2 separate regions of the Homo sapiens genome follow, and region 1 is linked to region 2. Evidence: chromatin contacts called from ENCODE Hi-C data. All regions are on one chromosome and are shown on one strand. The core of a region is the stretch at or near the end of the contact, and the rest is flanking DNA. Distances in the headings are between cores, read along the strand shown.

Region 1 (6,808 bases), core at 4,185-6,684, 700 kb before region 2:
CAGACGAGGCGGCTGGCCGGGCGGGGCGCTGACTCCCCACCTCCCTCCCGGACGGGGCGGCTGGCCGGGCGGGGGGCTGACCCCCCACCTCCCTCCCGGACAGGGTGGCTGCCAGGCGGGGACGCTCCTCACTTCCCAGACGGGGCGGCTGCCGGGCGGAGGGTCTCCTCACTTCTCAGACGGGGCGGCCGGGCAGAGACGCTCCTCACCTCCCAGACGGGGTCACGGCAGGGCAGAGGCGCTCCTCACATCCCAGACGGGGCGGCGGGGCAGAGGCGCTCCCCACATCTCAGACGATGGGCGGCCGGGCAGAGACACTCCTCACTTCCTAGATGGGATGGCGGCCGGAAAGAGGCGCTCCTCACTTCCTAGATGGGATGGCGGGCGGGCAGAGACGCTCCTCACTTTCCAGACTGGGCAGCCAGGCAGAGGGGCTCCTCACATCCCAGACGATGGGCGGCCAGGCAGAGACGCTCCTCACTTCCCAGACGGGGTGGCGGCCAGGCAGAGGCTGCAATCTCGGCACTTTGGGAGGCCAAGGCAGGCGGCTGGGAGGTGGAGGTTGTAGCGAGTCGAGATCACGCCACTGCACTCCAGCCTGGGCACCATTGAGCACTGAGTGAACCAGACTCCGTCTGCAATCCCGGCACCTCGGGAGGCCGAGGCTGGCGGATCACTCGCGGTTAGGAGCTGGAGACCGGCCCGGCCAACACAGCGAAACTTCGTCTCCACCAAACAAATGTGAAAACCAGTCAGGCGTGGCGGCACGCGCCTGCAATCGCAGGCACTCGGCAGGCTGAGGCAGGAGAATCAGGCAGGGAGGTTGCAGTGAGCCGAGATGGCAGCAGTACAGTCCAGCTTCGGCTCGGCATCAGAGGGAGACCGTGGAAAGAGAGGGAGAGGGAGACCGTGGGGAGAGGGAGAGGGAGAGGGACGAATTTCACTCTTTTCACTAAAGTTTTCCATCTTAGAAAACATTTTTACTAAAAGTGTTATTTATTTTAATAATGGGTTTATTATTGTCGTTTAGAAATGAATTGGTAAATAAATTTCCCATTTTTAATTTCTAATATATAAACATTGATAGCTATAACCCATATAAACAAAAGCTCTTTGGGGTTCTCAGTAATTTGTAAGAGTAGAAAGGGATTCTGAGACCAAAAAAGTCATTCTCGGGCAGAGGGCCGTGCTGCCCTTTTTTTTTTTTTTTTTCCTTGAGAGTGTTCTATGCCTGTACCCCATGGACTGTGTGTTAACTCTGCATATCCATCAGTTTCCCATTTGAGTGACTAGGAAAACATTTTGCATACAATGCTTTGTGATGTCCTTTGGCCTCTACTTGTTTACATAGTAAGTCCATCTCTATTCTTTTTCTCTTTAGCCTGTGACAATTCAAATAGAATTATTTGGCTCCAATCCCATCTAAACACAGTGCCAGTGTAGATTGTGAAGCCATGTTATGGTACTCAGTGGATGGCCAGAGGACCCAGAACCTGCAACCATGAATCTAATTTTAAATAGTAATCAAATGGAAAGACAGAATTTGAAATTCCATAGGCGTCTGGGGGTGAGTCTGCAGATCCAGCATGAGAAGCCCGACCTTGCTGGCTCAAGCATAGGCGCCCAGAGCCATGGCAGGAACCACAGGGAGGCTGGGAATATGACTGTTGTTATCAATGTGTGGTTACTTAGTTCTTTCTTAGAAACCATCTCAAGAGTTACTCCCTTTATTTCTATGCCCCAGTCTAAGTTTGAAAGATTTTCCTCTGAGCAATCTTGATCACTGAGGGACCAAAGATCTAAGGCTAGGTCCACCCTTAGTTCTTCCTGCCGAAGTCTCCATCAGGCACTGCATACCCCCCGCCTCCCTCTCATAGATGCCTCCTGTTTGTGGGTACTGAGGTCCTGAGTCATCTTCCTGCAATTGTACCACACTGTGGCCTCACCACGTTGCTATCAGGCTCTCCAACAGATCATTGCGTGGACCTCCCCAGGCACACTAACCATTCATACCTCACAAAACATTCCTTTCTGGGCCGGTCACGGTGGCTCATGCCTGTAATCCCAGCACTTTGGGAGGCTGAGGCGGGCAGATCACCTGAGGTCGGGAGTTTGAGACCAGCCTGACCAACATGGAGAAACCCCGTCTCTACTAAAAATACAAAATTAGCTGGATGTGGTGGCCCATGCCTGTATTCCCAGCTACTCGGGAGGCTGAGGCAGGAGAATCACTTGAACCCGGGAGGCAGAAGTTGTGGTGAGCTGAGATCGCGCCATTGTACTCCAGCCTGGGCAACAAACGAGAACTCTGTCTTTAAAAAAAAAAAAAATTCCTTTCTGCGCTTAAAAAGTCAATCAGTAGTTTCACCATAATCCATGTAGCTCAGAGTTAATATGCTACATGCCTCGGCCTCCCAAAGTGCTGGGATTACAGGCATGAGCCACCGCGCCCGGCCAGTCACTTAGTTTTCTAAGCCTCAGTGTCCCCATGTGTAAAATACTACATGCCCTGCCTGCTGTACAGAGTTGGGAAACTCAAACTTGATAAAAGATGTGAAAATATTTTAAAAATTATAGGCCGGGCACGGTGGCTTTTGCCTGTAATCCCATCACTTTGGGAGGCCAAGGTGGGTGGATCACTTGAGGTCAGGAATTCGAGACCAGCCTGGCCAACGTGGCGAAACCTTGTCTCTGCTAAATTTACAAAAATTCTCTGGGCATGGTGGCAGGTGCCTGTGATCCCAGCTACTTGGGAGACTGGAGCATGAGAATTGCTTGAGCTTGGGAAGCGGATGTCACAGTAAGCTGAGATTGCATCACTGCACTCCATCCTGGGTGACAGAGTGAGACTGTCTCTAAATAAATAAATAAATACAATTATAAAGTGCTAGTCAAATGCAAGTTGGTAGTGAAACAGGCCTTGACATATTTCATAGTCACTTTATAATTCTTCCATCAAGGCTGGACAAGTGTCACCTTAGCACAGATCAACCCAGATCAACATACTGAAGATTTAGGAGCACAAGATTCTTTAATAGAGGATATTTTTCTGCCCTGCTTCTTCCAATTGCAGTATATCATATTTGATCATTGTAGTGCTTGATGAATTTATTTTGCAACTTACTACGATAGAATGAGAAATCACTGGCTTTTCCAAATAGATCATGGCTGTCTCCCCATTGGAGAAAGAGGTACTCTGTAGAGTAACTAGGTTAACTCAGAATATCTACACCCTGAAAGGCCAGTTTTCTTTTTATAATGTAAACACATTAAGGGAATTTGGAAATAAAGAGAAATCATCCAGAATTCTACCATCTTAACACAGCTCTGTGTTTTTGCCCATTACAGCCTAGTTGGCATCCATAAGCACTTAAGAGGGCTGTAGTTACAATGTACATATCATTTTGGTTTTCTGCCCCTTTTTCACTTATGCATTTCTCCACATTTCCTTTTTCTTCTTTTTGTGATTATACTTTGATAGGCATCTACATTTCTACCTAGCCTCCGTGTTTATCATTTTAATGGTGAAATAATATTCCATCAACTGAATTAATCATGATTCCTTTTGGGTGAAGATATAGGTTGTCGCCAGGTTTTTCTTTTTCTACTATTAATAATGCTACAACAAACGGGCCAGGCACGGTGGCTCACACCTGTAATCCCGGCACTTTGGGAGGCCGAGGTGGGCGGAACACCTGAGATCAGGAGTTGGAGACCAGCCTGACCAATATAGTGAAACCCCATCTCTACTAAAAATACAAAATTAGCCGGGCCTGGTGTCACACACCTGTAATCCCAGCTACTTGGGAGGCTGAGGCAGGAGAATTGTTTGAACCTGGGAGGTGGAGGTTGCAGTATGCCGAGATTGCACCATTGCACTCCAGCCTGGGCAACGAGCAAAACGCTGTTTCAAAAAATAAAAATAATGCTACGACAAGTGGCTTCTTAAATATAGCTTTTTGCCTTTGTTGAAAACCAAAGTCTCCAGGATAGAATTATTAGCTCAAAGCTTAAAAACTCTTTAGAGTTCTTGCAAATATATTTCTATTGCTTTCCAAAAGGATCCCACAAATTTTAATGCCATTAACATATTTGATCTCATTGCTAACATTCCAGCATTGAGCAATTTATTATAAAATTTTACCAATTTAATAGGTATCAAATGCTGTCTCTTTTAAAATGCTATTTTTATTTCCACAAAGGAAAGACAGTTTTCAAGGGCTACTTTTTTAGAGGGAAAAGTTTTGTCACCAGAAAGATAAATCCAGGTAGCTGATAGTATCTTCATTTACTCTTTTGTCCATACCAAGGACGTAGGAGAGTGATTTGGCACTCAGCCTCCCCTTTAGAGGTTGAGAGCAGCTAGATCTGCCCCTTTAAACCATGACATCCAGGTCTATGGTATGCAGCAGAGTGGATACTACTGAAATAGTTTACACATTCTTGCTGGAACTTACTAATACAGTTTCAGTTTTACTGAACTTCTAAACCAGCAACATAAGTTAAGGATCCAGGAATATTAGATTGGCAACATGCAAATTGACTATCATCTAACAACTGGCATCTAGACTCAGTCAGAAGGAGTTTTCAGGCAAACAGAATCTGGTGTGATGTTTATAGCTGTGTAGCGGGAGCCAGGCCTCTTAGCTTTGCTATTTGTGTCAGTTCCCAAGGGAACTTAAGTGGCAAAAGCCCACTTCAATTTTCTCAGTTTTAGGTTGCCCATTTGCCTGAAAGAAGTGATGTGAAACTTGTGAACCAGAATCTTGGGAATATTCTGAGAATCTCAGATGGAAGGGACCATTTTAATTATGAAATCTTTTTTCATTAAAAAAAAAAATCAGGTAACCCTTTCCCCATTTCACATTTCTGGTTCAGGTACTCAATAAAATGCAAATAGAATGACAGAATTTACTTTGATGAGCTCAAAATCAGTAGCAAAATATAAATCAAGATGCCTTATTAATAAAAAAGTTAAAGATTTGTTAAAAACAATAATGTAAACAGAGATGATTGTAGGTATTTAGGATGTTTAATTGTGTCCCATCCTGCCTTGCCCTTTACATATTTAGCATTTTTTTCTGATAGGAAAGTAAATTGTAGATTGGAAAAAAATCTTATTTTAAAAACAATTGCATGAAGCACATATTATTATGGTGTCTTCATTTTACAAATGAGGAAACAGACTTAAAGAGGCTGAGGGCCCCGAGGTCACACTGCTCAGGAGTGTGTCTCAGCTCCCTTATTCAAACTCTTCTGTTTCTAAGGGTTTACTCTTCTTGCATTTGAAATTGAGCAAAAGTTTAAATTCTTTTACCCAGGCTGCAGAATGGGTCTGGGAAAGACGGTAATGCTGTTGAGAGGCTCACGCATGCAGGTGCTGGGGAGAAGCCATTGGGTGGAGAATATGTGAACAGCAGGTGGCAGCAGTGTCTTTGGAGTGCGTGGTTGTCCCAGGCAGTCCCCGGAAAGCAAGGTCCATGCAATACCATGGAGCCCTGAACCTAATGCCTGACCTTTCATCTCTGACCTCCTGCTGAGCCAGGTGTACTACCTGCCACCTAGTAAGGTACAGTGTATCCCTGGGGAAGGAATTGGGGAGAATATTGGGAAACAGGTGACTTGGGAGTCATTTATAATTGAAAGGCTCCCATCTGGGTAACTGGTATAATGTGTGGTGGTGTGACTCTGGCGTGTTACTTAGCTTCTCTGTTCTTCAATATCCTTTCTGTAAAATGGGGATAATGGCCATCTGCCTCTCAGGATCACTGAGATGATTAAGGGAATGTGATATCTACAAAGCCCTTGGAACAGCCCAGTACTGGGCGCACACTATGTGTACGTTACCTATTATTAATATTCTTTGTTGAAGGCTTTATCGTTTGCAGTGGACTTTCATACCTATCATTTCATTCCATCCTCCCACCATATTTTAAGATGCAAATATTACACCCATTTAATATAATAGAGGCGGACACCGGTTGAGCCAGAGAAAGTACAAATTAGCACGAGCTTTGAAGTCAGACAGATTGGAAGTCAGGCTCATTAGAGTTGTGGGATTTGTGCAAGTTACTTAATGCTTTGGAGCCTCAGTTTCTTTCTAAATGAGTGATAATATTACCTATCTTGTGGGTTTATGACAACATACATGAAGTTTAAAACAACATACATGGTTTAAAACAATATATATGAAGCCATCTGGTGTGGTTCCTCTTCCATAGTGAACACTTAAAATTATTCAAGGGATGTTTTAAAACATCAAAAAGTATTTAGACAGGCACGGTGGCTCATGCCGGTAATCCCAGCACTTTGGGAGGCCGAGGCAGGCGGATCGCCTGAGGTCAGGAGTTCGAGACCAGCCTGGCCAACATGGTGAAACCCCATCTCTACTAAAAATACAAAAATTAGCCAGGTGTGGTGGCGCATGCCTGTAATCCCAGCTACTCGGGAGGCTGAGGCAGGAAAATCGCTTGAACCCGCGAGGTGGAGGTTGCAGCGAGCTGAGATCGCGCCACTGCACTCCAGCCTGGCGACAAAGCGAGACTCCATCTCAAAATAAATAAATAAATACAAAGTATTTAAAAAGGCAAGTAAATTTACTTACAATCCACCACCTAGAAATAACCTTGTTATTACTATGATGTGTTTTTTTCCCCTAGTATTTGTAAGTGATATGGCCGAGCTCCCATCACATATGTGTAAGTCACTCGACCAAGGTGCCAAAGCTAAGACAGGGGCAGAGCTGGGCTCACACACCAGGCAGGGCTGCCTCCAGGGCCAGGTTCTTCTGTGTAGCTACTTCTCCACA
Region 2 (6,080 bases), core at 1,709-4,208:
GTTAATTTTGAGAGAGAAAAGACAGATATTGACTAGAAAATAACATACTCACCTCTTCCTAAACCCTAATTTCACTTAAAAATACTCTAGGGAACAGTGTTTGGAAAAACCTGAATGAGTCAGCAGTAGATGAGTTCAAAACACATATATAGCCTATGCCTGTACAGAATATCCCTAGTAACTCATTCAACAGGGTCAAGTTGTTAAAAGTTCGCTTTCTCTTTCGAGGTAGAAGCTCCACATCAATGCCAAAAAGAGAGACCCTCTAATACTCTTTGGAATCTCCCTGATAACTTAAATGGTTACAAAGGCAGAGAGAAACCAGTGGCTTCCCCAATATGAAGAGACCTGTTTCTGTGATTAAGGTGCTCCCTCTAAGACTGGAAACTTAAAACGGATTGAGGCTTTCTGCAACTGATTTCTCTTCTAAATTAGCTATGCTAATTTTGGAAAAATATATCTTGGGCTCTGGGTGTTTTCCACTATTCTAGTGCTCAATGAAAAAAAAAAGGCATTCGTGTAGGCATCCCTCTTCTCTCAAGACCACTTGTCACACCCACCGCCATCCTCTGATTTTGCATAGAGGTCCCAAATAAGCAATCAAGGTAGGTAAAATCTTGGCTGACATTCATATCGGAGTCACTTTTGCAGGCGCTTCATGAAATGAATCAGGGAAAGAGCTGCCTAACACCTAACATCTCCAGGCACATCTCCCACAGGAAAGCCTCTCCCCTCCCTCTGCACACCTAACCCCCAACCCCAGAGGTTTCTGTGGTCCCTTCTAGCCTCTTCAGTGAAGAAGACCGGAAGTGCCGACAAAACCTCAATACTATGACATCATTTCGGTAACACTCCAAGGAGAACACGTTCCTGCAATTGGCTGCCTGTAGGTTGGCAAACACGCCCGTGCCCTGTCCCATCACAAAGCAGAGGTCACAGTCTACTTCAAAAGTAAAGATTCCCCACTCCCGCTTCCCCCTCACTCCAGAGAGGTCGCTGCCTCCAAGCTCTGGAGAAGGGAGGTCAGCGTGCAACCTTACAATGCCACAGCTTAACACACCCAGGTATTATTAATGGAAAAGTAAGTGGTACTTACAGCACCAGGGCAATTTACGTGTATTTTGGGGACCACTTCTCCAAGACATCATCCCTACCCAACCGTCTTTAATTATGTCTTTGACAACGCCAACACTTCAGTTCATTCCTCTCTCATCTTCTGGAAAGAACCAGAAGTTTTCACTATGAGACACAGGAATTCTGGCCTAAGTTGTCCCAGCTCTTCAAGGACAGCAAGAATCCAAGTTTCCCCACGCGTCACCTGAAGCCCCAACTTCTGGAAACGCCCTCCTTTCCTCGCCTCTACGAGCTGCGAGAGCAGAACACGCAGCCGCGGGCGCTACTGCTGTCGCCGCTAAAGCCAAAGAGGCGACTGGAAGCTCAGGCTGTTCGGCGGCCTCGGGGCGACCACAGGCCAGGCCCTGGTCCTGATCCACGAACCAAGGCGCCTCCTCTCCCCCAGGAAGTGAGCTACTGCGCCCCTCGGAGCACCCAGGCGAGCCCGGGCACCGGGAGAACGCTCTACACTCGGCGCCCAGCCCCGGGACGCCGCCCAGCGCACGGCTCCGGCTGAGCACCCGGGCAGCGGTAGCTGCGGGGAAGAGGGGCGTGTTCCCTGAGCCTCGGAGCCCCAAGGCCGGGTCCAGGCGGGACAGAGGAAGGCGGCAAGCCCAGCACGCTGTCCGTGACGGCGGCTCTCGTTCCCAAGCCCCGCCGGCTGGCGTGGCGACGCGCTGTAGTCCGCGCGCCCTTGCGGGGACAGCAGTCGTGCGCGCCTTGTGCGGCCGCCTCCGCGCCTGCCTCGGCGCGCAAACTTTCCCGGCGACAACCGATCAGGCCTCTCCGACTGGGGCGCGGGGCTCTCCCCGGGACCCAGAAACTGCTCGCCCCCTCCCCTCCGCAGTCAAGACCCACTGAAAATATGGCGCCCTCGAAAGTCGTTCCTCGGTCCCCTCAGGGATCCCGAAATACTCGTCTCCAGGTCCCTCCAGCTTCCAATGGGCGCAAAATTTCAGCTCGTGGGACCGAGGAAGGAGAGGGAGCCGCTGAGTCTGTGTGAGGCCAGCCGCACTGGATGCAAAGCCTGGCCCCGCTCTCGGCCCGGCACTGCCCCCGTCGCTCAGCGGCCAGCAGTTCGCCCGTGGCGAGATTGCCAAGTAAAGGGCAGTCGTGGGATCGGCAGGTCTGAGTGTCCGGCACCGGAGAAGGAACTCCGCACTGGCGGGCTGTCTTAGCCCAGAGCCTCGGCGGGAGACTTGTTTGCAAAGTGGCGCTGGAGTCCCGGCGGCCAGTGCTGGAATGAAGCTGCTCCTCCAGCGCCAACTCTTCTGGCGCGGGGGCCCGGCTGGGGTCGAGGGGACACTCTATGCAGGCGGGGCCGCTTTTCAAAGCCCAGTTACCGGAAACCCAGCGAGAGCCCCGGAGGGGACCGGCTGCCCACGGCCAGGAATCCGCTCTCTGGCGCCGACTGCGAGGCTGTTTGCAAACCGCTGCGCCCGGGTCCGGTGCAGTGAAACATACATGTGCAATAGACAGGTGCATTAATTTCATTTTATTTTTATTTTCCTGCAAGAAGCCCTCCTAGACCATCAAATCTGGGAGCTTTACGGGTTTTTCCTGCATTGGCATCACTCACGAGAAGCAAAAGGGAGGAAAAAAAACCCCACATTTTCCTTCTGGAGAGGGGAGGGAAAAGACACGAGAAATTCATGCAACGTGCATGCAGCTGGAGGAAGAGGAAAACCCGAGTGAGCCGTGCGCCTTACCGGGGGATGCATTTACTGTCTCATTGCAGAGCGCCTGCCCGGGAGTGCAGCCCGCGTCCCCCCGCGCGCTGGGCGACCACTCCGCTCCCGCAGCCGCCTCAGCCGCTGCCGCCGCCGCTGGCTCCGGGCGCGGAACAAGAGCCGAGGGCGAGCGCGAGCGCACTGCCCGAGAGCGCTGGGAGGGCAGGAAGCGCGTCATCATTCGGGGACGGCGCGGCGCCGGTCCGGCCGCGGCGCCGCGCGGCACCGGGGTGGGCCGCCACCGAGGCTCAGGCGCCCGTCCTGGGTTTCCTCCCACGCGTGGTGATGCTGAAAGGGTCCGCGAGGGAAGGTGATGCACCGGCCGAGCTGTCACGGGGAAGGGAGGCTCGGGGTGACCCCGGCTTCCCAGAATTGGGGCTCTGCTGTGTAAAGGGGATGACTGCAGGACACAGCGTCTTGTAGGCTGGGGCCCCTAGGTCCGCAGAGTGCCCTCTCGGGACCTCTGGCCCGGTCCTGGGGGAAGCGAGCTGTGGCTAACTGGAGGGCCGTGGTGGGCGGTGGGGTCTTGCTGCGAAGCGGAGGGCCGTGACCCCAGGCGAGCCTGCTCCTTTCAGCACAAGGACCCTGAAACCTTGCTGGTCAGGTGTCACTTAGGTATTTAGAGAACGACTATAGGGATGAGTGGCGGTAGGGGCGTGCTGTGTTGATAAGAAGAAAATAATTCACTCCTGCTTGCCATGCCCTGAATAAAGTCAGTTATATACCTCTTACATTTACAGTCATTATTAGTAAATACTGTAAATACCATGGAACAATGTGAAGGTTATTCAAGGGGGTGAGGAGACAAAACACTATGTACCGTATGGTCCCGTTTTTAAAAACTGTGATTTATGGAGAAAGGCAGAAAAGACTGGATAGATAAACACCAATAAGTCTCTCAGTGATTGGTGGAATTGTGAGTAATTTTACTTTTTTATTTATCTGTAAGGGACACATTAGTAATTTAAAAAAACAAGAATTAGCCATGACCCCTTTACTCCTAGTACTTTGGGAGGCCAAAGCAGGAAGATCTCAAGCCCAAGGAGTTTAAGATCGGCCTGGGCAATATAGCGAGACCTTATCTCTACAAAAAAAATTAAAAATCAGCCGGGTGTGGGGGCGCATGCCTGTAGTCCCAGTTACTGGGGAGAATGGTGGGAGGATCGCTTGAGCCCGGGAGCTCGGGGGCTGCATGAGCGGTGATCCTACCACTGCACTCCAGCCTGGATGACAGAGCGGGACTCTGTCTCAAAAAAGAAAAAAAAAAGGAAAGACGACATTATTTCCATCCCAATACAGAATGGACCAGGAAATAGGTAGCAAATCTATTCAGTTACTCAAATGGAACTGCTGGCAACTTTTTAGTGTTTCTCAGAGAAAGAAACTGCTGTCACCATAAACCGGAGACTGAATTGATTTTGTAAATTGAAATTATTTTGAATAAGTCCGTTGGAACATTGGATAAGGCTGGACATTCTGTGAGAACAATACCCTGTCCTTAACCAGGCTGATGAACCGGACTGTATGTATCATAGCAGCAAAGATAACCTTAGGGTACAACTTTGTAACTTATTGCAGAATATAAACTGTAAAGCTAACAAAGTATACATTATCAATGCACAGTGAGAGAACCAATTACTTGGCAACTTGAGAAAGTCCTAAAAATTGCAGGGCACAATTTCTCATTGTACAGGTAAAGTATTTTTGTTCACCACGCCTTTTTAAACATTCACCAGTCTCACAGAATAACTAGTGGTGGCAACAAGCCACCTCAGGGGTTGATTAAAAAGTACATGTTTATTGATTTCTGTATGAGCCTGGTAATAAGCTCACTAAATTAATGCCACCTAAATTGTTCCTTGGTTTACTAACAAAGAATAACCATATTTTTATGGTCCAAATGCCAGGTTTACATAAGAGGCTCATCAAGAAGGAAAGGAAAAAATGGTTGCAACTTAAGTGATTTTCCCCTTCCACTTAGTCCTCCGTTCATAGGGCCCAATAGCTTCCTATCAAGCATCTCAAAATCTTTCTGACACCTGGATTTCAAGATTTTCCATTACTTAATGCATCCTCTTGAAAGTATCCCCACACTTTTCCACTACCCATCAGCGGGATGCCATTCAGTAATGGAAGCTACATTCCATGAGAGCAAGAACCTCATCTGTATCTCTGTGCCTGAAGGAGCCTGACACATAGTATTTAATAAGTACTCAATAAAAATCTGCTTTATGAAAATAGCCTTATTTGTTCACTACCTATCTTACTAGTTCCTGAGATATTTGAAAAGTTATCTATTCTATTAGAGTGTCAGCAAAATTCTGGGATGCTGAGATCCTGTAGAGTTATAGCCTTGGTTTGGTTCAGTTACTTTTCAAAGTTCCAGCTAAATCCTAAGGCATTCACAAGGGTGAGGTGCAGGTGTCTGAATATTTGGGCATTAATAAGCCAGATAGCACTATTCTGTGGCTTTCCAAGGTCAATTAAATTCTTTCCCCCAGTGAGAAAGAACATCAGCCTTAGAACTCAGCTTTAGTTCTAGCTTCAAACCAATTGGCTTTGGACACTTCTTAATTTTACAGCTCCTGGTTTTTCTAACCACTCTTAGGGCTCTAAAAACCATTTACTGTTTTTTTAGAGAAATCAACTAACCATTCTACGTCCTAGCATTATATTTTTCAAAAATTTCCCCAGTAGAAGTAAAAGCAATTTTACCAGTAACCTTTACTAACTTTTCTGAAATTGAGATGCCTCCCTAGACCTAAAAAAAGTTATTTCTAAATTTAGAGTCAGCTACTAGTAGTCGCTGTCTTTATTCAGAGTGATCATAGTTCATTGTAGACCAGCAAAAAAAAACTAAAAAAACAAAATCTAACTTTTTTTAACAAGATTACATTTTGGGGCTTCGTCTCTACCCAGCAGAGGAAAACAGGGTGGGAGATAAAACATTCCATCTAAGCAATTTCTCAAGCCTTACAGCCTCTTACTTCTGCCCAGCAGATCTTAAGTAGCAAAATAAATACACTTTGTATGAATAAAGAGTGGAACATTTGGGGAGGTAAGTCAAAGAGATAGCTTCCAAGTCACTTGTAATAAATATATCTGGAACGAAAAACCATTTTCTTCACAAGTCAGATTTGTAATTACCAAATTAGACATTGCTTGGTGCTAAAGAGCTGGATGCTGAGAGATTGCCCCTCTCCTCCCATTGCACTGAGCCTTAACCTCCTGAATTCC

Evidence for each region. Hi-C counts contacts between places; a loop is a spot of excess contacts on that map. Pooled maps may share reads with other maps.
Region 1: a loop to region 2 is called in a map of MCF 10A, with 10 times the contacts of the local background. The contact joins the enhancer-like site here to the promoter of TLN2 in region 2. A Hi-C loop is called at or near these places in 3 of 168 maps with a recorded cell type or tissue (MCF 10A, chondrocyte and endothelial cell of umbilical vein), 1 of 37 single-sample maps with no recorded cell type and 18 of 50 pooled maps.

What each region holds. Positions count from the first base shown.
Region 1 is chr15:63,092,382-63,099,189 of GRCh38, reverse strand. No RefSeq gene overlaps it. Among named protein-coding and RNA genes, the nearest start is that of LACTB, 26 kb to the left of the region's middle. RefSeq lists a silencer at 1,786-2,080 and an enhancer at 5,048-6,808. Within about 2 kb of position 5,434, at least 5 of the 41 ENCODE cell types and tissues checked have a DNase peak (open chromatin) inside an H3K27ac peak, as active enhancers do.
Region 2 is chr15:62,387,428-62,393,507 of GRCh38, reverse strand. TLN2 (talin 2) reads right to left here and starts at 2,958. Exons shown (of 59, transcript NM_015059.3): 1 at 2,823-2,958. RefSeq lists enhancers at 1,936-2,550, 3,469-3,538 and silencers at 2,729-3,058, 3,106-3,302.